Regions from separate parts of the Mus musculus genome. Here regions 2, 3, 4, 5, 6 and 7 are each linked to region 1. The links are chromatin loops, found by intact Hi-C in ENCODE. Cell type or tissue: heart. All regions are shown on one strand.

What was found. Hi-C counts contacts between places; a loop is a spot of excess contacts. Peaks named below come from ENCODE experiments on the same cell type or tissue, not always from the same donor. Only the 100,000 strongest peaks of a DNase experiment are listed, where the experiment ranks them.
Region 2: a loop joins it to region 1, with 3.0 times the contacts of the local background. A loop is called at or near these places in 11 of 42 quality-filtered maps.
Region 3: it touches region 1 in a loop (4-fold over the local background); 7 of 42 quality-filtered maps call a loop at or near these places.
Region 4: it touches region 1 in a loop (2.3-fold over the local background); 6 of 42 quality-filtered maps call a loop at or near these places.
Region 5: it touches region 1 in a loop (2.3-fold over the local background); 11 of 42 quality-filtered maps call a loop at or near these places.
Region 6: a loop joins it to region 1, with 2.7 times the contacts of the local background. A loop is called at or near these places in 10 of 42 quality-filtered maps.
Region 7: it touches region 1 in a loop (2.1-fold over the local background); 2 of 42 quality-filtered maps call a loop at or near these places.

Annotation. Positions count from the first base shown.
Region 1 is chr19:55,893,829-55,897,828 of GRCm38, forward strand. The region is part of intron 5 of Tcf7l2 (transcription factor 7 like 2, T cell specific, HMG box); the gene reads left to right. Among named protein-coding and RNA genes, the nearest start is that of Gm52391, 42 kb to the right of the region's middle. In heart, a CTCF peak has its summit at 1,747; a DNase peak (open chromatin) is centred at 1,753; H3K4me3 peaks cover 1,396 bases; H3K27ac peaks cover 946 bases.
Region 2 is chr19:56,132,007-56,136,006 of GRCm38, forward strand. No RefSeq gene overlaps it. Among named protein-coding and RNA genes, the nearest start is that of Gm31965, 21 kb to the right of the region's middle. In heart, a CTCF peak has its summit at 2,321 (motif pointing left); DNase peaks (open chromatin) are centred at 2,315 and 3,795; H3K4me3 peaks cover 301 bases; H3K27ac peaks cover 302 bases; H3K27me3 peaks cover 739 bases.
Region 3 is chr19:55,544,021-55,548,020 of GRCm38, forward strand. All of the region lies in intron 7 of Vti1a (vesicle transport through interaction with t-SNAREs 1A), which reads left to right. Among named protein-coding and RNA genes, the nearest start is that of Gm41871, 160 kb to the right of the region's middle. In heart, a CTCF peak has its summit at 1,708; DNase peaks (open chromatin) are centred at 691 and 1,711.
Region 4 is chr19:55,535,606-55,539,605 of GRCm38, forward strand. The region is part of intron 7 of Vti1a (vesicle transport through interaction with t-SNAREs 1A); the gene reads left to right. Among named protein-coding and RNA genes, the nearest start is that of Gm41871, 160 kb to the right of the region's middle. In heart, a CTCF peak has its summit at 2,295 (motif pointing right); no DNase peak of the experiment used is centred here.
Region 5 is chr19:55,333,874-55,337,873 of GRCm38, forward strand. All of the region lies in intron 3 of Vti1a (vesicle transport through interaction with t-SNAREs 1A), which reads left to right. Among named protein-coding and RNA genes, the nearest start is that of Vti1a, 20 kb to the left of the region's middle. In heart, a CTCF peak has its summit at 2,222 (motif pointing right); no DNase peak of the experiment used is centred here.
Region 6 is chr19:55,742,533-55,746,532 of GRCm38, forward strand. Tcf7l2 (transcription factor 7 like 2, T cell specific, HMG box) reads left to right here. Exons shown (of 15, transcript NM_001331146.1): 2 at 244-310; 3 at 541-665. Gm31734 (predicted gene, 31734) reads right to left here and starts at 671. Exons shown (of 3, transcript NR_168128.1): 1 at 630-671; 2 at 1-60. In heart, a CTCF peak has its summit at 2,217; DNase peaks (open chromatin) are centred at 39, 579, 1,249, 1,699 and 1 weaker place; H3K4me3 peaks cover 3,640 bases; H3K27ac peaks cover 3,477 bases.
Region 7 is chr19:55,641,946-55,645,945 of GRCm38, forward strand. It overlaps 4930552P12Rik (RIKEN cDNA 4930552P12 gene), which reads right to left. Exons shown (of 4, transcript NR_045318.1): 3 at 1,483-1,656; 4 at 1-606. Among named protein-coding and RNA genes, the nearest start is that of Gm41871, 57 kb to the right of the region's middle. In heart, no CTCF peak of the experiment used is centred here; DNase peaks (open chromatin) are centred at 1,566 and 2,206; H3K4me3 peaks cover 911 bases; H3K27ac peaks cover 2,191 bases.

The DNA of each region.
Region 1 (4,000 bases):
ATAAAGTGAGAGAGACAGGACTCGGAATCTGGGGAATAAGGGCAGAAGAAGCTAGGCTGATGAAGGTGTCTCTTGTCAGATTTGTGTAGAATTATTTACCGTGCTGTCTTTCCTGAGCCGCCACAGTAAAAGTGAAGAAGTGGAAAATTATCCCAGATGGGGCGAACTGCTCATTCTCTGTTCTTTTTTTAAAAAGGAAAAGATTTCGGGGGGGGAAAGTCTTTTTCTTTAGAACAGTATGAATAAAATCTGGACAGCTGTCGAGAAAGATACGCTGTCTGCATTTTTTTTTTTTTAACTTTAGCTTCCACCATAACTAAATAGCTTGAATAGTACATCTTTTCTCTTTTTTTCCCTTCATACATAATGATCTCTACTTCATTAAAAGCGTATTAATCTGGTTCCCAGTCTCTTGGGAGACACCTTAAGATGATGATATTGTGGGTTTTTTCCCCCCGAATTGTTAAAAAAAAAAAATTCTAGCAGATTTGGTCCCTGTCAGTCAGAAATAATTGTGTTCTTAATCTTGTCCCTGATGGGTGACTTGGAGTTCAGCAACGGACCAGCTCCAATGACAAATACAGTATTAATATTCATTAACTGCTTTGACAATGCTAATTTTGATGCAGTAGTAAAGGGCCTTCCAAAGTTAGCGGCCAAAGCATCAGAGCTGCGCAAGGTGGCAAGATAATTTGTGCTGGTTTGCTGAGCTGAAGGCTTTTAAAGTCTATAGCAAAAAGCTAGGTACCACAAACAAAAAAGAGAAAGGGAGAAAGTTCTGAAGCATTGGAAGGCAGGGCCGCGGAAATAATACGATCACAGTCCGCTAAAAAATTTGACACCTCTGATGCAGTTTCTTTGAGTGAAATTTCTACAAAGTTGCAACAAAAAAAGCGTAGCATGGTAAGTCAGCGCATTCTTGATTTTGTTTAATCTTTTTGATCTTTTCAATTATCGCTATTTGAAGATCAATAGTCATTTTTTCCTACTATGCTTAGAAGATGCGCAGCCGTGGTTTAATATGTGTTAGGACAATTTGCTTTAAAGAAACACATCCCCAAGTTTTGGGAGTGTTTTTTTTTTTTTTCCTTTCTCTTTTAAAGTTAGTCATGAAAAATGTTATACAGTGTATCCTTGTGAATTCTCTAACATACAAGTGTTTTTAATAACCTATTTTGGTTTTTTGTATTCCCTCCCCCACAAAGAGTAGAATTCATTGAGTTAATTAAGATATGAATGTTGTCAAGAATTTTATAGGATTCTTTCGGGTGGGGGGAAGCTTCGGAGTGAAGTGGTCCTCCAACTTTATCTAAATTCAGCTAGCTTCCTCCCCGTCCTTTTCTGAATAGCATCAGATAGCTATTAAAGCTTAATTTCACTGTAGATCTGCAGAGCGTTACTTTCACCAACTTAGGTGAACTCGCTCGGATTATTGAAATTGCTTTTATGCTTGCCAAGTCGGCAAACAAAATATCAGGCTTTGTTCTTTTGATTGAATGCTGGGTTGGGGGGAAAGAGAAGAGTGAAAAAGCCCTGCCTTTTTATATATATATATAACGCCCCCTCCCTCTTTTGGGGGTGGATTGTTGTGGAACCGACCGGGGGAGATCCCCGTTATTGTGCGCTTCGCTGTGAATGGAACTGTGCCTGAGTATCCGGCGCGGCACGGCTGCTGCGGGCTGCTCCTGGGAGCTGCGGGCTCTGTGCGGGCTGCAGGGCGGGTGCTGCCCTCCAGCGGGCCCGGGCCATCCGCGCGGCAGCATGCCTGCGAGCCAGCAGCGGCAAGGACAGCGCGGCGACCCCTAGATGGTAAGAGATGTGCCTGAGTGTCCAGCCTTGCATGCTCCCTGCTCAGCCGAGGTCATGCCCACTGTCACTGCGCGGTAACTTTTAAGATTGATGCACGTTGACTGGTAAGGTCCTGATGGACTGAGTCGATTTGGTTTAGTCTCCTTTAAAACAACAATAACAAAGGTTAAAGAGAGAAAAGGAAAAAGGAGAGAAAGGAAAGAAGGCAGGAAGGAAGGGAGGAAGTGAGGTACCTTTTTGTTTTACACTATTTTGTTTAATTTGGAAGTGTCTGCACTTGGAGGGCATCCATCCTTTTTTCACTCACCAACTTAAAGTGACAGCCTCCACCCTTCCCAGCCCCCCTCCTTCCCAGCTGTGTGTAGTCTAAGTGCACTTTTGCGTTTTCCTGTCTGAATATGTGTGTTTGGGAGCAGTAGGTAGACACAGCTTTCCTATAGAGACATGTAGATACATGTTTTCTATTTAGACAGTTCTGTCTAATCGGCCAAAGTTGGTTTCCTGTCCTTATAACTTCCCTGATCTGGCATCTCAAACCTCTGTATTTAACACAACAAAACTAGCTTTGCATGGAGATGGGGCTCCCAGGGTGTGAGCGCACAGTCTCTGGCCCCTGCTTCAGCTTCTCCACAGGTTTTTAATCTAATGCCATGCTAAAGTACTGCTCTCTGTTTCTGGTTTGAGCAAGTTTTATTATTTCTTTTCTTTTCTCATCCCACCCACTTGCTAATCCCAACTTTGCAACCGGCTTTAGCTTTTTTTTTTTTTTTTTTTTTTTTAATGGAATGTTCTATGTTTGGGTGTGCATCTGACAAGTCAGGGGACTTAGGGAATGGATTCTAGACAGTGCCACAGGACAACAACTCACCTCCAAGGAGTTACTTAGGAGAAGTTTTTAGTTTGAAGCGTTTTAAGAGACATTCCCCCTTTTCATTTTAAGCGGGGAGAGAGGCTGTAACTGGGTTAGCCCTCTCCCAGTTTCCTTTTCCCTTGTCCTTTGAGAAAGCTGGGAAGTAAATTCTTAGCCCACGCTGCCTGCCGGTGGCGTTCGCAGCACTTTCCGACAGATTGTTGCTGGGTGATCAGGGCCTGTCCATCAGCGGATAGAGAACTTGCAGTTTACTTAAGAAATTGCGGGAGCCACAAAAGCAGCTGCCGGGAGTGTGGTGGTCTCCGTGAATAGAGGGAGGGAAGGCAATTAGGGGGCTGTGTGGTTGGGGCTTTTTACTTGTCAAACTGGAAGCTCGTTGCTTTTGTTACTGCTGTGTAAAGGGAAATGGCAGGGTTTTGTTTTGGTATTAAGGGCCTTAAAGATTGCTGCTCCACACTTATGCAGGAAGGCTAGATAAGTCCAGAAAGGGGCCACAGAGTAGTAGTATTTTTCAAGCAAAGAGGTAGAAAATGAAGAAGTCCTACTTTTTTGTTGGCCTTAAGCCCTTCTAGCTCTTGTTTAGGTTGATTCCTTGGGGGAGGGGGGCGGGTAAGGGGGATTAACTTGCACCATGTATTAACAGATCGCTTAAAGACCTCCACTCTAAAAACAGTCCTGTGGCCTTGGAGATAAACAGCTGGCCAGTCCGGCAGTCCATGCAATAGAGGAAAAACGCCTTCATTAATATTAGGTGTCCTGAGTCTAGGGTACCAAATCTTGGCCACTAGTCTTGCTTTTAAGCCAGACAAACCTAGGATGGTTTTCTAACTGTTTGCAGACTAGAGCTGTGTGTTTGCTTTTGAAGAGCATGAGATGATTCTGGAGTTGAGTCCGTTAGACATTCTGCCGTGTGACTCAACACCTCCCTGGGCAGCCACCCACCGCACTCCCCTCCTGCATGCCACAGGGACTGTTTTAGGCCCTGTTCTATCTGAGGGTCTCAACTCAAATAGGTTAAACCCACACCAATGTACCTGGCCCTGGATCCTATGAAAAGCCCAGGAAAAGTAAGTTCAGTGGATGCTTTTCTTCCCACTTCTCTGCTTCTCCCTCTTTCCTCTTCCTTGGAGAAAGCACATCTACCCACCAGCTACGGCAGTCAGCTAGCCAGAGGCCTGGCCTGCAGTGCCACTGGGTATTGGAAGCCTACTTTCCCCTGCTTGCAAGGAGGTCATCTGAAAATCAGACAGCCTCACACTCTGGGAAGGAAGAGAGGGTGTGCAGAGTGGCAGGCAGGGCCTCGCAAGGTGTCACTTCCGT
Region 2 (4,000 bases), 240 kb after region 1:
CTCAAGTGCGTCTGCTTCTGCTTATTGTATAATTGCCTCTGCCTTTTAAAAGGGGGCGCATATATATATATATATATATATATATATATGTATATGTATTTAATCTGGGACATTGCCTTTTAAGCTGAAGTTATATAGAATATTCTCCCTTAAAGTGGAGATTGGCCATTTTAAGTAATCGAGTTAAATTTTCCTGAAGGGATAATGAATTGTTAAGGACTTTAAGAACTCAACAACATCCAATTTGCAAGTTAAAAGGGAGGAAAGGAAGGAAGGAGGGAGGGGAGGAAGATGGACGGACGGACAGACAGACAGACAGAAAGAAGGAAAGAAAGAAAAGGGAGGGAAAGAAGGGAGGGAAAAGGAAGGGAACAGAAAGAAGGGAAGCAGAGAGAGGAGAGGGGTTGCTTTGTGATTTTGAAGTCGGAGAAGCCCAGAAGAAACACTTAGCCTTTCCTTAAATAATAAATACTGTCTGCTAAGTTGTTGAACTTTAAATCCTATGATAAAGTGGTACTTGCAGAGGCTGTACACAATCAGAGTAAACAGTTTTGTTCCCATGGGATTTCTGCGTAAGAGATAGGAAAGATTGCCTTGGCAGAGCATTGTCTAATAACATACAGTAGCCACCTTCTTAGAGCACTGCAATTTTTAATTCTTGAATCACATTTTATGAAAATTGTTAGCGAGCAGGGTTCGACACGTATAGTCTCAACGCGAGCTGACTGTTCATTAAAAGACTTTACATCATAGAGAGCAGCTTAATGGGAATTGAAACAGCTCCTGTTTTTAAGGGGAGCACTAGCTAGTAGGAATGTCCCCCCTCCCCCATAAGCATTCAGAATTACCTTCTGGCTAAACAGTGAGTCGGGAGAAAAGGAAAAGAAAAAAGGGAAAAACAAAAACAAAAGAAAAAACAAAAGACGAGGACTTTCAGCCAAGACCCCATTGGCAGGTGAATAGGATTTGGAACAGCTCAGAATTTGAGCTTCTGGTGTTTTGTGAGCTACTTGGTCTGGTTTGCTTTATCCAGGAGTGCTTCTAGATTTTAAAGCATCCTTGCTTGTTGCAAAGATAAATAAATAAACATCCAGGCATTCAGGGAGAGTTTGACTTCACTTTCTCTTTTCCTCATTAGCGTCTGTTTGGATCTCCTCCTTGCCCCTTCGAAGCTTTTCTGCTGGAAGCTGATGCTTTTTAGAAGAGAAGGAAACGCAAAACAAACAGGAGTTTAGAAGCAAGCATCCTTGCACCTTGGGTTGGGTGGGGCTTCCTGTGAATGTATTTAGAAAGGAACACAAGTCTTTCTTAGCCAGCATTTATGAGGCCCTACCACTGGGGCCACTGGTAATGAGAAAGAGGCATGGCTTTGATTTACTATTGTCGTTTAAATAGATTTAAATCCACTGAAATGGTTTTGTTCCAATTCTTCTATCCATTTTTTCTCAGTTCACCGACTTCTCAAAAAAGCCTTTCCCAGTGTTCCTGACAGTTCCCTGCTCTGCAGAGGCGACTGGGTGAGAAAGTTTTGTGCTTTTTTTTTTTTTTTTTTTTTTTTTTCTTTGTCTTGCTTTTCCACTCCTGCAACCCTCTGAGGCCCCAGGGAAATCCTTAGTGTGCACTTGGCCAGTATGGACCGATATAAATAAAATACAAATCAAAGGCATCGTTTCGCTGGCTCCTTTAGGTTTCTAAGGCAGAAAAAAACGTTCTGATCACTGAAGCCATTTCAGGGCCCGAAATTAGAAAGTAATAAAAAATATCACACTCTCCCTGGTGGGCAGTGCATTTAATTGGCTCCCCAGCAGGGGTCCAGCTCTTGAGTCAGAAGTGCTTACTGTGTGGATCCCTGCTTTGGAAGGACTACATGCAAACACTACCAAACAAGTTTTTTTTTTTTTTTTTTTTTTTTTTAAATCAGCAAATGAAAACAGGAACACCAAAGGGAAATTCAGAGATGGCTGGAGAAGTGCTGTAGAGCGCAAAGGAAGAAAGATGCACGTATTCTGAATTTATTTAAAAATTACCTACATGGGATAAGAGGGTAACTTTATATGTTTAAGTCCTTTGGGATCCTCCCTATGACCCCATTTGGAATCTTTTAAACTCTAGCAACATGATGTTTTTACATAGAAAATCGACCACGTTCGAACACTTCTGGATGTTTGAGGTTTGCCTTTTAAAAGCTGATTTTTGGGTCACTCCTAGCCTAAGCAGGACACTCTTGACGCTAGAGGAGGGATCTGGACGCCCGGAAGGGTTAGGATGGTCCCCAGCTTCCAACGACTGCAGACCTTACAGCCTGGTGCTGTGCTGCCACCTTCTGTCCCAGCTACTGCGGCGAGAGGCAGCTCCGCTCTGAGCTGGTTCCTTGAGCTTTCAGTGAGGCAGGTTCCATGGATCCTGCCTGTTCCCAAAGCTGAAATGTCGGCTCCAGGCCTGGGGTTTGGCTTCTTGTAATGGCCGCTTTCAGAACAAATATTCAGCTTGCCTCCTTTCTCTGCCTCTTCCTTCCCGCCCCGTTCCAGATCTGGAAGTTTCCACAGGTAGGAGAAATGGAGATGAAAGGGAAAGAAAGGCAAGGCTTTTTTTGCTTCAAACGCTGCAGATGCCTGTCTATATCATTGAGCTGAGTGAGATGGAGGAGCAAGGAAGGGGCCTTGACAGGCAGGGCCAGATCTAGCGCCCCGGGAGAGGTATTCCCAGGAATGAGCCATTGGTTGAGATATTTAAAACTTAAGTGGACAAAACATTAGACCCTTCCCCACAGGGAACAAGGCTACAGTGGCTCTAGGGACCTAACCCTGGTGAGCACAAAGCCCTTCCCAACTCTACTTTTTTTTTTTTTTTTTTTTATGATTTCTCAATTGACTTCCCATTCTATAAAAAGTATTATGTTTCTGCTGAAAAAATCCAACGGCTCTGACATTCGGTCTGAGGTCAGGCTGGCTTCAACACAGTTTCATTTCTGTGGAGCATTAAAATGCCCCTGTATCTACTTTCTTTGAGCAAAGGGCAAGTGAATTCACATAATTAAACCTATAAATACATATTTTAGACAGGAGATTGGGGGGATCCTTCCTTGACTACCGGCCAAAGCATGATGCTCAGAGTACCTGGGACCTGCCAGGGGGTCCTTGGCAAACCCCCAGCCACTCCTGACCCACCAGTTTTAATTTGCTTGTCTCACTGGTCAGGGTGGCGGTATCCAATGTCCATTTTGAAGCTCAGGGCAAGACTGTGAGGCCGGAAGAGTTAACTTAGTTTGCCTTCCTTGCCACAGTTCCCTGGGTAGATTTTATGTTCTATACTAGATAGCAAAAGACAAAGAGAGCGGGGAAGAGGCGACATATGTCACCTTGCTTAGAGGATCTTCTCTGGGGTGGCTTGGTTCTGCTATGAAGCTGATCACAAGGTGCCCATTAATTGCCAGGAATTGAGTTTGGACCCAGTGGGGCAAAGTGGAATAAGCCCATTAGGAGAAATCTCTCCAGAACTTTGAACTGTTCTCAGGGAAAAGTTTAAAATCCCACACTCTTTAAGACATCACGTGACTTGGCCCCATCCTATGCCTGCCCTCGAGGCTCTGAGGCTCCTGAAGGCTGGGCCTCCTCTCCTATCCTTGGGAACTAAGTATTGTATTCTTCAGAGCCTGCCTGTGTGCTCAGCCCAAATCCACGGAGCCTCCTCCCCAGCCCTCTCACCTCATCAGCCTGTCTCCTCATCTTCCAGTTCCCAGCTAAGAAGTCACATGTAGAGGGAAGGCTTCCCAGAACTTTGAGCCTGGGTCAGGCCTCTGGAGCGTTTCTTGGCTCCCTTGGCTCTGGTCCCACCAGAACACATGTCATAAAGACAAGACAGGAGGCCAAAACTGGTAACACACTGTTGGCCTCCTCGAGAGAAATGCTCAGACCAAGCAGGCACCTCGCTCGCACTGTTTGTAGGCCTTGCTCCCCAGGCCTTTTACTGAGTTGTTACTGATGCTGTAGCTCTAGGGTGG
Region 3 (4,000 bases), 350 kb before region 1:
TTATAGTTTAATGACTGTGTGCCTCTATTGAGTTTTTAATAGCTTTTATTGAGATATGATTTGCATACCACATACCCACCCATTTAGATGTATAGTTCCCTGGCTCTTAGCATATTTGCTTAGTCAGACAACCACCACCACCAAAGTCAATTCTGAAATATTTTCATCACCCTTAAAAGAAAATATTCCTTGTCCCTCCCATCTCCTGACAATGGCCCATCTTCCTCTGTCTCTATAGGTTTGACTGTTTTGGTCATTTCACATGCACAGAGTCAAACATCATGGGCCGTTTTGTGTCTCCCTTCTTTCACTTAGCATAATGAATTCAAGGGCCATCCATGGTGAGGCGTGTGTTAATACCAAGTGTCTTTTGGTTGGCCAGTAGCCTTCTCCTATACTGTGCATGTGCGTATATACATACTTTACCAGTATACTCACAAGCTTTATTCATCTGCTTATCTGCCAAGATGTGAACTTCTGGGTTGTCTCCGCCTGTTGCCTATAATGAATAATGTTGTTGAAAAGCTTTTCTTGTGAATGTATGTTTGCATTTCCCCTTTCTGTGTACCTAAGAATAGAATCCTAAGTGATAACGGTACCTCCTCTGCTTGACTTTTGAGGAAATGCCAGCTGTGTGCTGAGGGGAGTGTTGTGGTTCACGGCCCAGCAGCTGTGTGTTGGGCTCTGACTTCCTGACTTCCTTCCCACCACTTGTTATTGTCTGTCTTTCTGTTAGGGTTGCTTGGCACAGATGGGGAAGCCTCGTGGTTTGCTCTGGCATTCTCCAATGGCTAAATGATGGCAAGCATCTTCTCTTGTGTTTGCTGCCATTTGTATTTCTCCTTTGGAGATGTATCCGTTTCTCTGAGTTTTTACAAATTCTGTTCCCTGACCTCAGGAATGTAGTTACAGAACCAAGTTGGACACAGATGCACCCCTCACAGGGAGGGACTTTCAAATGAGTACACAGACTAAAGATGTTATTTTTACAGTAGAAGCTTTTGGGAATTACAGAATAACCAAATTGTTCCCAGGAATCAATTTACTTCTAAAACTTTATTTTGCCAATTTTGTTAGTAAAACGGTTACTAGTGGTCTGGAATCACACACGGTTGAAGATTGGCTTATCTGGCCAAACACAAGGACATATACCTGTAATGCCAGCAGCTGGGCCACAGAGACAGGAAGGTTACGCACTGAGAGGCAGGCAGCCTGGGCAGCACAATGAGGCTGAGACCAGAGAGCCTACGTACAGAAAGACAGGAAAGCCTAAGAGGAGGTGTACGTGGGTCCCATGCAGAACTGACGCTGACTGGAACGCTGTCTCCATGTAGGTGAAGCCCACTGTTTTAGAAGACAATGTAGACTTTTCAAAGAGATTTTCACTAATTTTTTAAAAACCACACTGGTTAAAATACCCTTCAGTCAAATGAACAAAATATCCTGCTGGGAGCTTGACGCGTGTTGTTTTGTTTTAATAGATACCATGTAAAATATCCTGCTTCTCTCCTCGTGTGTATGGGAACCTGGGGTAAGCAAATCTGACCAAGGCCGCCTACGTAGTGAACAGAAGACTCTAGACCAGGCCTTGTTCTGGGACTGCTACTCTTTATCTTTCCTGGTCACAAGTCAGCAGGTGGTATCTGCACACCGTTCGGTCTTGCAACAGTGCTGGAATTCACTGGCTTGCTGAAGCAAGAGGCAGATAGAGGGCGCTGTGGAGCTCTCGTGAACAGTGTTCACTTCTAGCTTAGCAGCTGAATGAGCCTAGCTTCCGCAGACAAGGCTAACACAGGATTGAACTGGCCAAAAAGCTGCTCAAACAGAAATATTGTACCTTAAAGTACTACTAAAGCATCAACTTGTTTGAACAGTGCTTGGCCGTTGTAAAGCACTTGACTTACACTTTTAATTCGCTGTTCACAAGTATGTTTTGTACTGTGCTTGGCCGTCGTAAAGCACTTGACTTACACTTTTAATTCACTGTTCACAAGAACACCAGTTTTCCGTTGTCTTTGTGTTTATGCAGTTTTTATAACCATGATGAAAGTCAGGCCTAAGGGACTTTAGTTGTCATGCCGGAAAGTCTGGGCCAGGGCTTCAGCTCAAATCTACGTCGCTTGGCTCCTGTACCGTCCTGTGTGTACAGTGGTGTTCCCTGTCCCACTTTAATAGAGTACCGAGGGGCACTCGTCGAGAAGAAGGGAGGCTTCTGCTGCTCAGCCAAATCACTGAGCTGTGAACAGTAGAGGTTAGAGGGAGGCTGCTTCGTGGCCAACATAACAGACACTGGATCTGCCCAGCAATGAAATGTGTTGTCCTGTGAAGGAATGAGGTCCCTCGTGGTTGGACAGCTCACTGAGAGGATGCTCGTGGAGGGCTTCATGTGTGAGTGTGTGTGTGTGTGTCAGTGTGAGGATATATGTGAGAGCATATGTGTGTGAGAGAGTGTTTGTGTATGTATATATGTAAGAGCGTGTATACATGTGTGAGCGTATATGAGCATGTGTATTTGTGTTTGTGAGTGAGTATATATGTGTGTCAGTATGTGTATGAATGTAAGAGCGTGTATGTGTGAGCATGTATAAACATGTGTATTTGTGTGTAAGTAAGCATGTATGAGCATGTATGTCTGTAACTGAGCATGTGTGAGCGTGTGTGTATGTGTGTGTGAGTGTGAGCATGTATAAACATGTGTATTTGTGTGTAAGTAAGCATGTATGAGCATGTATGTCTGTAACTGAGCATGTATGAGCGTGTGTGTGAGAGTGTGAGCATGTATAAACATGTGTAGTTGTGTGTAAGTAAGCATGTATGAGCATGTATGTTCGTAACTGAGCATGTGTGAGCAGATGAGAGTGTGTGTGTGTGTGTGTGTGTTTGTGTGTGTGTGTGTGTTAGGTAGCATGTCAGATCCCTTTTAATTATGACATCGGGCATCTGTCCCTGCTGAGAACATGGGGTAGCTGCTTCTTTATCCTTGTTGAGGAAAGGCTTGGTCTTTATCCTGCACAGTTAACAGTGTGGGGCTTTCTGCTTGAAAGTGTAGCAAGGGTATCGGCCTTCATTGCTGGTCTCCGTGGAGATCCAAAAGCAGTTTCCATCTATGTTAACACATGTTTTTGTACAAGGGTCTCATGTTCACATAAGTTTGATGGGAATCCTACAAGGTGCCATGTCTTTTTACAGAAATGCCAGGTTTTCTTTTATTCTTATGGAGTCTTTCTGAAACATGTGTCAGGTTAGCCCAGTAGCCCTCAGCTCTGGCTATTGGCAAAAATCATCAGAGGCTTCAAAAACTATAGATGCTAATAAATATTCACTCAGTGTTCTAAGAGCATACACTGGGAAAAGGACTGTCTCTTTAGCAAATGTTTCTGAGGAAAATTGGGTATCCACATGCAGAAGAATAAAACTAGACCATGTCTTTCATCATCAACTGAGAAGGAGTAATATACAAAGCCATGAAACATTAGAAGAAAATAGAGGAGAACCGCTCAGTGTTGTTGGGCTATGCAAAGATTTACCATCTACGACCCCAAATCACGGAAAGCAAAAGCAAACATAGACAGACAGATGGATTACAACATAGACAGACAGACAGATGGATGACATAAAGCAAAGACACTTCTCCACAGCCAGGTGAATAATCAGCACTGCGAAGTGAGGGGAGGGTGGTGGCTGAAGAGATGACTCAACAGTTAGAGCACTGGCAGCTTCTCAGAGGACCCACAACATGGCAGCTCACAACTGTGTGTGTCCTCAGTTCGGGGAATCCGCCCACACCTCTCCTAGCCTCCTCAGCCCCCAAGCATGCATGCGGCGCACATGCATACATACATACATACATACATACATACATACATAAAAAGAGTCTTAAAAATTAGAAGGCTTTGTCTTGCAGAAGTTAAGAGTAGGTTGTCAGTTACGAGAAGCCAGGAGGCAAAGGAGAGGGAGCAATGGGGAAAACAGGCCAATGAGAATCAAGTGGCAAGTAGAT
Region 4 (4,000 bases), 360 kb before region 1:
ATGCAGGCTCCCAAGCAAAATGTAATAAGGTACAGATATTTGTATCACTGTGGATTGGTTGAAATACAAAATAAGCTTGAAATTATATTCAGGGAGTATAGGTCTCCACTATATACTGATGTGCCTTGTCTGGAGTCCATGTGGCCTGTTCCTGTCTCCCTCTTGCTCACCGGCTTCCTCTAAACCTGGTTCTTCTCTACCTTCATTTCCCTTTATGTCTGCCTCTAGCAATTGCTGACATTTGTGTGTGTGTGTGTGTGTGTGTGTGTCTCATCTTCTGTCAGCATCTAGTGAGTTTGAACAAAACTTCCAAAAAGGAATAGAGTTGGAGCCATATATACAACACATATGTGTGTGTGTATGATGTATTTATTTTTATTTTATGAATATTGGTGTTTGGTCTGCATTTGTATCTGTGCACCACTTGCATATAGTGCCCGCAGAAGACAAAAAACTGTGTCAGATCTCCCGAAACTGAAGGTGTGAATGGTTATTAGCCACCATGTGGTGCGGGAATTGAACCACGGTCCTTTGGGAAAAAGCAGCCAGTGCTTCTATCTAAGGAGCCTACACAGAAACAAGGTGTGATGGAATATAGCTATAAGCCAAGCACTTGGAAGGCTGTGGTATAAGAATCACAACTGCAATCCATTCTGGGCTATAAAGCAAGGCTCTGTCATAGGAAATTTAAAAGACAAAAAAAGTGTAGACATGAAAGTTTCCTGCCAATTCAAAGTACCAATAGCAGTGTCTGTGGCATGGGCACTGTGGGCAGTCCATTCCCAGCCCATCGTGTGTGCTCTTTCCCAACAGCCACCGCCTCCTGCTAGGCCCTGCCCAGACTGAATGTCGGCTTATTCCTGAGGCATGCCTCTTACCTCACTCTTGCTGGTGCACCAGCCAGAACATCTACCGTCCTCTTTTTATCCCCATCAAAGATTCACCCACATCACTCCAGGACTTTCTACAGTGTCCAGACCACACTAGCAGCTGGCATCGCCATGCCTTCACTTACTGCTTCTGCTAGACACAGCAGGAGTCTTTGAAGTTAGTCCCTTCAGTGTCTGTCTTGTGGGTTTGTGCCTTGGACCCACACCCTGGAGAGCAAGGAACATATCTAGAAGGCCCTGGATAACCTAGGGTTTCTGTCCTGGCTGACACCTCTCTATCAGGCTAATTTAACGGCACTGCAGAGGAAGCTGGGAAACCCTAGGTCAATCTGATTAGTTTTGTTTGTAAGCTGGGCCTAATAAGAAAGCGGTTTCAAGTTGGGGGTTTTCTCTGAGTTTGTGTATTTGCCTGCTTTTTCCCTTAAGCAGGAATAGAACTCACCTTGGGGAGTCGTGAATCACACGCCTGGGCTTGATTTCCACGGTCGTCCTGGCTTCATTAGCCACTATGCACTGTTGTTCGTTTGTAATTGTGTGCATGAGACCTTGGCTTCTAGAATAATATTACACTGCAAATCAAATTCTGCCTCAAAAGAACTTTTCTTCCACAATTTCTTACATTCCTGTACAGGTTACAAAATGTCACAATTCAGTGGGCCAATTATTAGATTTTTATTTAATGGGCAGTTTTAATGTTCTCAGAGAATCTGAACACTAATAGCATTTTAAACTTCTGTATTCCATTTAAAGACTCACAATCCATTCTTCTCTTTGTGAGTGTGCCCAGTTATATTTTTGGGTATCATTTAAATTCAGGTTCCCAATCTGTAGGAAAATCAATGAGTTAATGAATAGCTTCGTTTTTAAACTTTTAAAATATTTTGTCCTAATTATAGGGCATATCTGGTGACATTCATTTGACAAAATCCCAAATCATCAGATTGTGCAAAATAGCCCTTTCTAGGAATCATTTGGAACACTTGCAGTTTAACAAGTTTACTTCCTGGTTTTAGGACCAGAGCACAGCCTGGCTCACTAAGCCAAGAACTTCCTACTGCTAAGCTTTAAGGGCCCTATAGGCGTAAGTTGGACTTGATGCTTTAAATCATACCTGTGTTCGTTGGTTAGTGTGTTTGTTTAACCCATTAAGCACAAAGCATTCCCACTATGATCCCTGGTATTTGCATATCAAATTCTTACTGGCAAGCTGCTCCCACATGCCCTGTCCCCAGGCCTGGGAAACTTCAAGGTGATTCCTTGGCCATGCACTGAAGTTAATGGCAAAGCCAGCCCAGGTACCAGAGGTGTCTGAGTCCCAGTCCAGTGACCTTCCACACATGCCTGGTGAGTACTCATGTAAACCGTTCTGAATCCTGTGAGGTACAAGGTAGAGAGTATGCAACCAGGGGGTGGCGCCAGGAGCCGTTACTCGGTGCTGTGCAGTCTGTAGCTCATGCTGCCTCCTTGGACAGCAGCAGAAAGCAAACTCTCCCTGGAGGAAGGATGCAGCTTAGGAGCGACCCACACAGCCAGCATCACCTGGGTCTTCCCAGCCAGTCGCCCCTGTGTGGTTTTCATCACTTTAGCTAGTCAACTCTCTGTCCCTCCAGCCAAAGACACCTGTCCCATTTGTCACCTCTGGGAAGGAACTGAGAAGCATCACTTGACAGCTTCCTGTAACTGCCCAGGAAGATGAGTACAAGGCTTCTGCCCTTGACACTCATTCATCCTGGAAGGATGACCAGGTTTCATGTGAAACCTGGCTCTCCCCATTCCCAGTCTGCTTTTGTGTTTGACCTATACACAGCCCTCTTACTCAGAAACTCCCTTCCCACCTTCTTCTAGTCCTGTTGGGCTGGCCAGACACCACCCTAAAGTTCTACTTCTGGTATTTCTACTTACTGGACCAAGGCAGAACAAAGGTGATACCTTGAGTGTGTATTTCAGTGAAAATTGGTGACTGTGAGTGGGAAAATGTATGGCTCACTTGACTCCCATCCTAAGAATTTGTTTCTCCACTCAACCATGTTTGTACTTAAGGCTCTGTGTAGACTAAATGATATAACCTGCCTCCATAACGCAAACTGTTAGAGCACCCCTCCCTGCCCTCCTCCCTCTCTCCTTCCATCCCTCCACACACACACCCTTGTTCTCCCTCTCTCACGATCGATCTCTGTAGATCCAGCTAAAGGTGTACTCCAAAGGGGAGGAAGGAAGACATGACCCAATGAACAGAGAGGGCAGGGATGCAGAGGGAGCGGTGTTTCCTCCCTGGAGAGCCTGTGCTGACATGCATATGTTAGCATGAAACATGGGTCTGATTATGAAACTCATGCATAGCAGCATGTATGCGCACCCCAGTTTTCCATGCCCACCTCACTGTCCACCATTTTTTCAGAACATATGACTTGTCTGCTTCTGTTGCCAGTGGATCCCAGTGCAAGTTCAGGGCTGTTGATCATACAGCATCTTATTGTGTGATGCACAGATTAATGGATGCGACTATCACAGTGTACTCTGCTGCTGTTTTTAAGCTCAGGATGGCAGATACTGGACAGCATTAAAACTGCATGGAGTGAAAGCTGTTGCAAATGTAGGAACGTGTCTAAGCTGATCCTCAAGAGCTTTCCACACCACTGATACCCTCCTAGATCTGCAGTTCCTGTCACCAGACTCCTGTTACATCTTCAGGGAGCCCTTGTCTGTGTTTCAGTGTGGACTGAGACGGCTTGGAGTGGCCCCCACTGGCTGTCCCACACTAGACCTGCTGGGGCTTGAGGCCTGGCTCATGGTCCAGGGAGGAGCTGCTTCCTCCTCCCTAGTTCCTCAGTGAGCTGCAGCTTTCCTGTGAAAGGATTGTTTGTTCTTTGATGCTCTGCTCTCTCATGTCAAGGTTTCCTCCTCAGTTTTCTAACCAAAGAACCAAGCAAATTATTTCTGAATCACCATTATCATTGATTACTGTCCTTAATTGCCATTTATTTTAAGAGCACTTAAACTCTAATTGCTATGTAATCATGGTCTCATTTGGTTTCACTTAACACTCAGAGCAAACTAATAAGGGAGGCATTTCTACTCTCCTTTATGGACAAGGATTAGAAAAGTCCATA
Region 5 (4,000 bases), 560 kb before region 1:
GGTCCCACATCGTATACCAGTATATAAAATAAAAAGCCTCTCCTTATTAAGATTTATTTACGGTCATGGTAAATCTCTTAGCAACCCCAGACCTGTAGCACTGGATAGAACCATCTGAGCAAAGAAACGTCCCTTCTCCATGAACATGTCACCGTTTATAACAGTTATACTCCTTCATTCTATATAAAATGTCAGAATATCCCAAAAGATTTTAAAAAACAAGATCAACTTAGCCTTATTGCTCCAGGAGAATCATGTTTTACATTTTGGATGGCTGTTTTCTAATCTCTCCTTTCCCGTAAATAGCTTTACATAATAATGATGTCACACATCCATATTTTAAAAATATATGTTCTTAATGCTTCCATTTTAAATTTCTATAAACTCTAGATCATTTTAATGGGAGCATGTTGTCTTCTCTGTGATGTTAACTCTTGTTGAACACCTGTATATTTCTATTTATTTCCTTCACACCTTACTGTGCTGCAGTGAACGTGTCCCCGTAAGATTTATAATCTGGAGCATTCGTAGAAGACAGATTAATACAGAGTTTTCAGTTTTGCAGTTCACCACTTGGCAGTTTGTTCTGGACTCTGTTCCTTAGGCTTCTCTTGTAGGTCATTTCTGCTCTGTTCTCTGCTTCTCCTCCATGTTAGATGATGCCAAGAAATAACAACTGAAGTTGGACCAGAGCGGAGCACCTTCTGTGTGTTGCTTACTGAAGTCTCAAACCATTGTAGGAGAAAGTCTCTGTGACTGTGGGGCTTGTATTGTTGGGACTTAATGCTAACTTTCGAAGTGGGCCATAATAGATTTCCCTGATCTATAAAGCTCTTGCACAGACTCCAGGGTGGAACGCAGCTGGGATTCTTTTTCTAAAGTACTTCCGCTAGGAAGATTCCCAGTGTTGAGGCGGCTGGCAGACCTATGTGGGTCTCCCAGCTGGCTGAACTCTAACTCACTGACTGTTTCTGCTAGGCATTTGCACAAGCCTGTGACCTTTCTGGGGAAAGGCAGTGGTCTGTTTAGAAAGCTTCTGCATGTGCACACATGCTCCTCCTGCAGAATAGGCTTTGTCAGGTCCCACCAGGGCAGGGAGTTAGAAAGCGGTTATGCAAGCAGCCATCTTTGCTAGTGAGATTCTTATTTTAGGCTCTTAGCCTCGGTAGCTCTACATAGATGGGCACAGGTGGAGCGGCATGGTGGGTAGGGAGACGCCAGAGACGGTTTTCGGCTGTAACCCTGCCTTCGGTCCTGGGAAGCAAGTGTGCAGGGCGCTTCTCTGGCCTCCCCACATAGCAAGTATCACAGGGTCATGCCCTTGACCCTTCCCCTGTCATGTGTGCTTGAGTGAAATAGTATTATGATCTTGGCACTCTACGAATTGTATTGTTGGGACTTAATGCTAACTTTCGAAGTGGGCCATAATAGATTTCCCTGATCTATAAAGCTCTGACATTTTCCCAATGCGAGTAATTTTATGATGACCACCTCAGACTTGAGACTATTGATTTTAGGCCCTGTAGACTTTGGTGACCTGTGAAAACAGCTTCCATATTCACCGAAGCCATGGCGGCCAGGCCATGTATGTCCTGGAACAGATATGTGTGCACCCACATATGCATCCTGTGTCGACTTATCTATCTTTCAGTGTTGTCAGCGTCTCAGATGGCTTTTGTTGTTCAGTTAAAAAATTTCCTTATGTGACATTGCTTTTTAAAAAATTAAAATTATGATGCCACTTTATGATTAATGAGCCATTTTTTTTTACTTAGGCTTTATAACATTTTGATTTGTCTATGTAGTTGAGGTATGTATTTTCTAGATAGAATGGTAAATTGGTGTTTGTGTGTATGTATGAGGGCATGCTTATGTGTGTTCATGTGTGTGTGTGTGTGTTCATGTGTGTATGTGTGTTCATGTGTGTGTGTTCATATGTGTGTTCATGTGTGTGTTCGTGTGTGTGTTCATGTGTGTGTGTTCATGTGTGTGTGTGTGTTCATGTGTGTGTGTATGTGTGTTCACGTGTGTTCATGTGTGTGTGTGTGGCTTACTGGTTTTAGAAATTTTCTCTGTTATAATCCTTTTTATTGGCCAGCTACTTTCAAACTTTTCTGTTTACTTGTATTTGTGCTCTCACTTGAAAATAAGAAAAATGAGTAAAAATTTGCCAGACTTAACTATAAGCCTGTGACAAACTTGACTTTTTCATTGGTCACTAGATGGCACTGTTTGTTTGCAGAGTGCCATTAGAAAAAAAAAAAAGGAAAGAAAAGAAAGAAAGAAAAGGAAGGAAGGAAGCAACTATGGTAGTAACAGAAATTACTGCCTCATGAATAAAATATTTCTGATGGGATTTGCATTTCTATATTGGCTGAAGACACTGTGTTGAATGTTTTATTAACCAGCCCAGTGCAACTGTCAGCCTATTAAAGAGATCCAATGGTCCCTGTTTAGATAAATAAACTAAATAAATCCAATTCGTCAAATTGTGTTCCTGGCTGTTTATTTTCCATTCTTTTGATGTACAGTTTATTTTAAGTTAAAGCCACATTGGTTTAAAAATTAATGGGAAAATGTTACTTGGTGTTTGGAACATGAAGAAGCTAATTGCCATAGTCAAAAAGCCATCTCTGTTCTAATGTTAAACTGTTCACTCATAAATAGTAAACTTTCCCCTGGTTGCTTACACACTGTCTCGTGGTCAGAAGTCACGTGGCCCCTCAGATGGACGGCCAGAGACTGTGCGGTCAGAAGTCACGTGGCCCCTCAGATGGACGGCCAGAGACTGTGCGGTCCTCGTCTGTGTGCTGCTCAGCCTCCCTGGCATCGATGAGCACTGTGCGCGCCTTACTTGGTTTCTCCATGGCGCACTCATTTCTCAGGTATGACCCACAATTCCTTGGGCATCACAGTAGCTAATTCATTTCTAAATGAATGTCCTCTCTGAGTGCATCCAGCATCAAAGGGGGGAAGATGACAATGAGCAACGATATTTCCCGAAGAAACCAAAACCCTCAAGGTGATGACTCCATAATAAACCGGTTCCCCTCTGTTCGTTGCCCTCCTAAAGTTTATGCTCAAGGGAAATTCATGGCTGTATAATATAACACTACCGACTGAACTAGATATTTCAGACTTAGGCCCTAGGGCTACAACAATATTTGAATAAGACACGCCAGGCTTGTGCTTTGCCAAACTAAAATCAGTTGGTAACTTGAAATGATACATAACGGTTTTGACATCTCGTTTCTCTCTCCGTGAATCTTGACTTGCTTTTCATGCTATTCTTACTGTCTTTTATCCAGTTCTGTGCCGGCGAGGTTCAGAGCACAGCTTAAAGTGGGTTAGGCACTTTTGACTTTGCTCACAGCCTTTCAGGGCATTCAGCTGGTGCTGATGGGGACTGTGCCAGATCTCATCTCCAGGGGGAGGTTTTCAAGCTGTGCAATAGTAGCTGAGGATGTGCGTTCTGTCAACTATTTTAAGTTTGCTTATACAAGGCGTTAAAGTAGGGCTCGGATGGACCATGCCAGACTTTGCTATTGATTTCAACTTAGTATAAACCTGGTGGGTAGTGGACCACGTGTAAAAATAGTTTCATTTTTGTTTGTTAGTTGGCTTGAGTTTGTGTCCTTCGGAGGCTGGAAAAAAAATCATACTTAAGGGTATAAGAAATTTAAAATATGGAGTGAAATTGATTTAAGAGTTTTATTTTTTCCCTCAGGCTTGGTTTTGTTGTGAACCATCCAGTTCATAACACATTTAGCCAGTTTCTTAAAGTGACCTCTGTGGAAAGTGGAAGCGCAGATTCCCTTCCTTGATGTTTCTCTCCTCTAAGGTTTGCTTGTTGGGACTTTTACGACTGAACATCCATTGCCTCTTCACATACTCACCAGCGAACAAGTTTTGGTTTTCCTCTTCTTTAGTGTTTTTCACTCTGTGGACTCACTGTATGTTTTAAGGCAGCTGCATATTGTCTGTGAAGCGCACGCCCACA
Region 6 (4,000 bases), 150 kb before region 1:
AGGAAGAGCCCCTCGGGCTGGCGGGTGGCTCCAGCCGGTTCCAGGGCCGGGAGAGCGGGGCTGGAAGGCGAGCGAGGCGAGGCGGGTCGGGCTTGCGGGCGGCGCGGACGGTGGCCCGGGCTGCTGGCTGCGAAAACTTGTAACCGTGTTTTTCTGCACCCCTTTCTCCGCCGACCCTCCCTTCCCGCACCCCCTCGGCGCGGCTATCGCCCCTCGCCCTCCCCACCTCGCCCCTCCGGGAAGGCGGAAAGACGGCCTCCGCCTCGCTCCGAAAGTTTCCGAGATAAATCCCGGGAAAGTTTGGAAGAAGGTGAGTGCGCCCCGCGCGCCCCCAAAACCGCGCGGTTGCGTTCCCCCTCCCCGGGGTCGGCCTGGCGGGTGCCCTCGCCCCACTCCCCACCCACCCTACCCGAGTTCCCGCGCCGGCCGGGCCCCGGGGACGCGCGCGGGCCCTCGGGGGGACACTTGCTAAAAAGTTTCTCCCGCTCTCTCCCGCGCCGCGCGGCCGCCGCCGTCCCCTCCGCCGCCCCGCCATGTTAGCGGCCAAGAGGCAAGATGGAGGGCTCTTTAAGGGGCCACCGTATCCCGGCTACCCCTTCATCATGATCCCCGACCTGACGAGCCCCTACCTCCCCAACGGATCGCTCTCGCCCACCGCCCGAACCGTAAGTGCCACCGCGCTCCCCGCCCTGCCCGCCTGCCGGCCCCGCATGCCCTGCCCCTCCCCCGCCCCGCCCCTCCCCCCTCCCCTCCCCCCCTCGCGGCCCGAACTCTCCAAACTTTTTCTCTGCCTTTTGTGGACTGGGTTTGTTTGCGCTTCGCCATGTTCTGGCTTTTCTTGTGCTTGCCTCACGATTCGGGGAGCCTTTTTTTTTTTTTCCTCAGGCAGGGCTCTGTTGGGGTGCCAATCTGAACTTTTAATTTTTCTTTCTCTTTTCTTTTTTCATTTTTTTTTTTTTTGAGCTCTGATTTCCCCCTCCCCCCTCTTGCTGGTGGTGTTTGTTTCTTGTCCCTGGGAAGAGGACTGTGTGGCTCTTTCTTCTCCCTCTCTTCCTTCCCTCTTCTGTGCGTCTTGGGCTTTCCCCAGGTTAACCCCTTAGCTGCTGGCTGGGAGGCCCGGCTGGGCCGCGCGGGTTCCCGGTGCCTTTGGCTCCAGGAGCCACCGTGCTGAGCGAGCAGTCTCGGCCCTACGGAAGCGCCCGGCTCTGGCCCCAGCCAGTCATTTTAGCTTTCTAGTGGCGATCGCAGGCTCAAGGGCCTCTTGGCCCCTTCTTCCAAGGGAAGGTCACACTTGCCAGGCTTGGTCCCTTCGCAGGCCCGGGGGCCCTGGGCGTGCTTTTTCTCTGCAGACCCGGCAGGGCTTGGGTGCCCCACGCTGCTAGCTGCGAGCCGTGCGTGGTGGGGAGGCCTGTGTGGCCGGGCTTCTGGATTTGTGTGTAGTCGGGATGGCCTTTTGAGTGGACTTTTGTGTCAAGGGAAATTCGGTGCTTTCGGATGGGGTGCGGAGGCCTTCTTTATCCTGACCAGCTCACTGTGGGCCCCTGGGGCGGGGACAGAGGCTAGGGTGAGCGCTTTCAAGGAGGTGTAGGAGGTTTGGGGATGCCTCCCTTTCTGGGGATCGGCCACCCAACTTTGGGGAGTCCAGGGCAGCGGGGGGTGCCAGGCTCTCCGGGGCGCTCCCTGCGGCGCACCTCCGGCACTCACTGCAGACATTCGTTCCTGCTCGTCCCCTCCCCCGGGGCCTCTGCCCTCTTCCCTCACACTGTCCCCCTGCCTCCTCCCTTTCCCCTCTAAAAAGCCTGGATTGCGAAGCTCTAGACACACAAGGCGCGTTAGTACCCGGCTTCCCGGGGTTGTCACTTTGCACCTCTGGCCGCGGTCCCTACCTCGTGTTTACACACACTAGTTTTGTTTTTCTTTTTTTGCTTATTCAAGGTGGCTGTCTGAAATAATATGCTCACTATTGAGCAGTGCTGGGCTTGGATCAGTCAGACCTACAAGTGTTTTTAAGCATTAAAATATTAACTATCAGGTTTGACTTGTTTCCCCCCGCCCCCCAGGCTCTGGTAGAATGGCTAAAGCACGCTAGACTGGTATTTTTTTTTTTTAATGCCTAGGAAAGAAACAATCACACCCCCTCCCCAGCGCCCGTGTCTTCCGTGTCTTCCGTGGAAGCCGGGACAGAGGTACAGTCCGACCTCCTCCAGTAGGGCCCGCGCTTTCCGGAGGCTGCTAGCAGCCTCCGAAGCAGCGCCTGGTGTTTTTCTTGGTAGCTGGTGGGTCCGTGTTAGCAAACTGGACCCAGCAACATACCAAAGTAATCCTGGGGGTTCCCTCTTCCCCTCTGCCCCTTCCTTCTAGAACGCAGACCTCCTTCGTTTTATTTTAAAATCCACTTAGTCACCCGAAAGACCAACTGAATATTGAGCTTTGATGGCAGGCTTGTTGGCTTTCTTGACCCTTTTCAAACTGCATGTCTGTGACCGCTGGCGATCTTGCCACACCACAACTCCAAACTCACACAGTTATGTTGTGCTGTAATTAGGAAACAGGGAAATTGTTAAAGTCAAATAAATGATTTCCCGGTGAGACAAGGAAGGTTCCCAACCTAAGGCCCCCCCTTTGTGGGCTTTGTAGAAAGAGACAGCGTCTAGTTATTTTAATTGTGGACTTAGCGGGTGGCCCTGTGCTGTGACATCAGATTGACTCTGAGAATGCATTTCTGAAACCCAGTAGGCTGTTATGTTAGTATTTGCGTGTCAAACATCAGCAGACATATTTGTGCACGCTGCCTCGTCTTACTCTTTTCTTTCCCTTACCTGGTTAAGCAGTATGTGCTCCGAAATTGAGGTTATTTATTTAGGCTGCTGAGGGAAGCCTTGGCAAGGAGCTGAGAGGCGGGTGTATGTCCCTCTAGACGCCTTTGGACACTAGGGCCAGCTTGCAATTCCAGATTCCTTACAGCCCGGGGTGGAACCTACAGGCAAACCAGCGGTCCCAGGTCTGAAATTCTCAGGGCTTCATAGGGTCTGGTTTTGACTGTGAGTTGTAAAGACAAATTAGGAGTAAGCTCATTCGTTCTCTTCCGTTCCTGCTGGCTGGGGTGCTTTTTGCTGTTTTCTGTTACTTATGAACAGGACCGGCTAAGACTTTCTGAAATCCTGGTATCTGCTTTTCTGCTTAAGAATGTAAAGAATTAAGAATTATCATGAAATTGGCTTTTGATGAATCATCTCTAGAACAATCTTTTAATTGCTGAAGAAGTTGTAAAAGCTTGATAGTAATGATTTTTACTTTAGAAGGACATAGATTTCCTCAGAACATTAATTTATAATCTTTGATACATTAATAGAAATGGCTTATGAAGAGGATACATTCAGATAGAAAAATACATTAAGGAGAAGAAGTCTAGTTGAGCAGATGGGAAGGGTTGGAAGTGCCAATATTAGGGCTTTGCTCATGTTTGTGTTCCAGAGAATACGGTAACAGTACTGAAGTTGACAGAAGGGGTAGTTTTACTTTTATTCCCACCCCCCCAACCCCCAGCATGCAAGAAGACACAGGGCTGCAGTGGTAGGCACTGCGATGTGATAGATGTGATACGTGTGAGAGAGTTCGTTTTTAAGGGTGCTCTCTACAGCTTCATCCACCCCCATGGTTGCTTGCTTTCCGATGGAGCTGCTTGCTACCTAGGTTGAGCAGATAAGTGAGCAGCATCTTGAATTCATTTCTGAACTTGGAATGGAGCAGGAAACCAAGAGGGAGCCTATTCATCGAGGAGGTTTTATTTAGCCCGGCAACTTCTTTTTTCTGGCTTGCCCAGAAAAAAAAAAAATGGATGTTTTCACCTCACTCAAACAACATAATCCTTCCTGACACAAAAGATTGAGAGCCTGGTGCGTGAAGGGTTAATGTTGGGCCTTCCCTGTTGTCTTCCCACCCCCCACCTTCACCCCTGATTGTTTTGACAACACTTCAAAGTGTGACATTCCAAGCCCCT
Region 7 (4,000 bases), 250 kb before region 1:
GCTGACAGCTAAGGTATGATGGGGATTGGAACCCAGGGGGAGCATGTCTCTCCCTTCAGGCCAGACACTTACACCCTCACTCTGTGGAACTTCTCAAAACAGGGCATTTAGGAAGCGCCAGGAGGCTGGTTCCCCAAATCAGTAGGGGCCTTCACTGCTGGACCTAAACAGCAAACAGATAATGTGAGTCTCCTCAGGGTCCCTCGGCTGACTGGCAGTTTCCAGTGAGAGCTTGACCCAGGCTACCCCATGGGACAAAATTACAGTGGCCCTAGCTGCCACTCAAGAGGGCCCTTCTGTGTACATGACTACTCTGTCCTTCCATAACTTAGGTCATCCAACTGTATACAGGCCTCAGCCATACCCAACAAGCCAAGCAATCGCTGCTCCGTGTCCAAGCCGGTAGGCTCGTCGCTTTCGTAACTGCTCCCAAGCCTTCTCTCAGGATAAAAAGAGACCTCCCAAACCTAGGGCGGCCCATTGGGTGTGGCTGGCAGTCCCATATTCTCCTGGTGGTGGGGCCAGGAAGCAGAGCTGCAGACCATGGCTTCTCTTCCCGGGTGGCACCCAATTGATGGCCTGTCAGCTTCGAAAATGTTTTCATCTCTGGAAGAAACAACGCGTGAAAGAGCAGTTCTGAAAGCGGAATTAAGAGCTTGTTAGACACGGGCCTTGGGTCAGGGTAGGTGGCCTATCTGGGGGGCCTTGGAGGAGACATGCTGGGATTCTTTTTTTTTTTTTTTAACCCAGCCGTTCTCCCCCACAGTTCCCCGCTTAATGAAGCCGTTGTACAAGGCCCTGGGAGAGCCCACATGCTCCAAAGTAGTACCAAGTGTCCCATTACTGTAAACGGCCTTTTAGTTTTAAGCTAATGCTATATTTGGAAAGTAATAAATCCTGGGGAAATGATACTGAGACTAACGGGGAACATATTACCTTTCATGTGTGTTTTTCATGTTTAAGATTTCTTTGTTATTATCTGAGGAGTGAGGCTCTGCACACACTCTTGGGCAAAAAAAAAAAAAAAAAAAAAAAATAAGCCTTAAAGCAGTAATATTTTAATAAGCATCAAATGTCTTCGATGAGATAAAAGTATTATATAGTGTTTTGATATTGGGCTTTAGTTAAAGCCTCATTAAAAAAAAAGAAGAAGAAATTTTTCTCAGATGTACTGAGGGTTAGTGGGGATGTATTTTTAAATTCAGGTGGAAGGAAAAGTTCCAGTTTGGGTCAATTATGCTAATTAAATGCCACAAATGACTGAAATTGCCAGCGAATGGACTTATTTGTTGTTTATGCTATTGCCATTGATCAAAACCAGCAGCTAATGGCTTGGGAACTGGCTGGAGGCCTTGGTCTGAAGGAAGAGCAAACGCTGTGCACCAATCAGAGCCTTGGCTTACAGAAGCCTGGGGTTTCCCCAGCACTGCACTTCTTCTGTCAGAGTTTTGTGACAGCCCAGGCTGCCTCTCTGAAACTCACCTTCATTTGTCAATGAATGTTGGTCCTGTTCCCAGCCCCAGCTGGTAGGCACTGGAGGGGCCCAGGTTACAAAACGAAACCAAGACTCCTATTTCTTCACACACAGCCCGCACCCAGGCTAGAGCTCTGGGCTTGTCGAACCGAAAGGGAAAGCCATTAAGATTCTGCATTTGGCTGTAGAAAATGAGGAAACTGGGCGTTAGAGAGAGGAACTGATCTGCCCAAGGGCACACAGCAAGCTCATTGCAGAACCAAGAATAGAAAGGCTATCTCGGGAGTCCCAGTATCGGTCTCGTGCCTCACGCCCCCCCTCCCCCCCGCCCCGCTGTGATACAATGGAACTTCGGCTGCGCTCCCCTCCCACCCCCATACTCTCAGCTCCCTGCTGTGACAGTATGTCCCTTCTCAGTTGGTGACATAAGCACAAGCTTCAAGATTGGAATCAGGCAGTGGGTATGCCTCTGTGTCTTCATCTCTTAACTGAGAACAGGGTCAGGTTTCTACTGCAAAATGGAACGCCAAGGTTGAGGAGCCCGCTCCATCAGTAAAAAGCCTGCTGGTGCAAGCCTTTGGGCCTGACTCCCATCTCCAGAACCGAACCCAAGTAAAACAAAACAAAAAGGGCCATGCGCGCACGCGCACCCCCTCCCCCATACGTGCACCCCCCCCCAATCCTCCCACGGAATGCAGTTGACTCTGGAAAGATGGGACCTCAAAGCTGGCAGGGGACCCGTGGCATCAGGCTGATGTGTGGACGCCAGCATGCTCATGTAACTCCTTGACTCCAAATATTCTCAGGGTCGGCTCTCCAGGTGAATAACACTTCCAGAAAAGCTGCTACCGGAGGGAAGACATCAGGAACCTGGGAAGGAGGGGAGGTCCACAGACAAGGGTGACACCTCCACTTTGTCTCATTCAGGACCCGTTTGAGTGCTGTTCCCCATCTGCCTGGTTCCCTGGCAGGATGAGTGGGCTCTTCTCATATGAATCAGAATCACAGCTAGGCTAGCTGGGGGCGCCTTTACCTCACCAGTCTGGGCTTCTGGTCCTGCTTCAGCCACCTGACACGGAGCACTTCAGTGACTTTTCGCTCTGAGCCTCAGTTTGCTGGTGTGCAAAGTGGGAGGCCTTGTCTTGGAAAGCTGCAGTCGGCATGGCTTGCCAGGAGGCAGTTTCTGAGTATTGGGGACACAGAGCAACCAGGATTGTCTCAGCTTCGTCCTTGGGGATGTGTAGATAATTCCCAGCCACAGATAATGCTCGAGTAAAATTTGGGGAATTTCGAACTCTGCAAATATTTGCAGTTGGTATTTGTGTGAGTGTTGCACATACACGTGTGTGTTCACGTGTGTACAGGTACATAAGTATACCTGTGTTTGTGGAGGTCAGAGATGAATGCTGTCTTTTGAACTACCTTCTGCCTTGTTTTGGGTTTTAGGTGTGTTTATCTTATTTTTTGTGATTGAGTGGTTTGCCTGTGTGCCTGGTACCCGCGGGGGTGAGAAGATCCCTTACAACTGAAGTTCTGGATAGTTGTGAAGTACTGTGTGGGGGCTAGAACCTGAATCTGGGATCCTCTGCAAGAGCAACAGCGCTCTTAATGGCTGAGCCATCTCCCCAGCCTCTACCTGGATTTTTGAGACAAGATCTCTCACTGACCTGGAATCGACAGTTCAGCTAGGCTTGCTGCCTGCCACCAAGCCCAGGGATCCGCCATCTCAGGAATACAAGTGGACCGCCGTGCTTGGCTTTTTTATGTCAGTTCTTGCTTGGGGTTACAATACTCAAGTCCTCTTGCTTTATTGGCTGAGCTATCTCCCCACTCCTTCCTCTTTTCAAAAGCAGGGGATCACGACGGGAGCCCAGGTTGGCCTTGAACTCACCATTGGCCCACCTTCAAGGTCTTTAAGACTGCATTTAGATTGCATCCTGATAGAGTGCAGCTGCCTGAGGCTGGAGGTTGGGAGGGAAGGGAGGATCGCCTGTGGCTGGTGGAGGACGGGGAGTCAGGGCCGGAAGTCTGAATCCAACCCCTGTGCCCTGTTCTCTGGGAAATTAAGGTCAGGATCCTAGGACTCACTACAACTGTAAAGTCTTGCCTCAGAGATGCTAAGACATTTGCTAACCATACCTCTAAACCACCCGGTGGCACAGTTGAAGCTGTTCGCTCTGGCTAGCTACCCTTAAGGGGACAGACTCACCCTCGGGCCTGAGGTGAAAACACACCCACATCCACCCCTGCCAAGAAGTCCAAGCCTCCCCTTCTACTCCCAAGGCAGGCAGGCAGCACATGGGGACCTGGCACCCAGAAAGGACCTGGGAAAGGACCTATAGTCATTTGATGGCTACCAGGGAGTCTCAGGGACCAAAGGACCTTCTTCATAGTAGAATAGACAACCTCCAGCACACATTTCCTGTTCAAAGCAAAACTGAGTTGAAATACTTAAAATGCCAAGAACCCTTTATCTAAGATGAGCAGCCTAAGAAATGGGACCCTCAGGAGGCCGGATAGCCATCT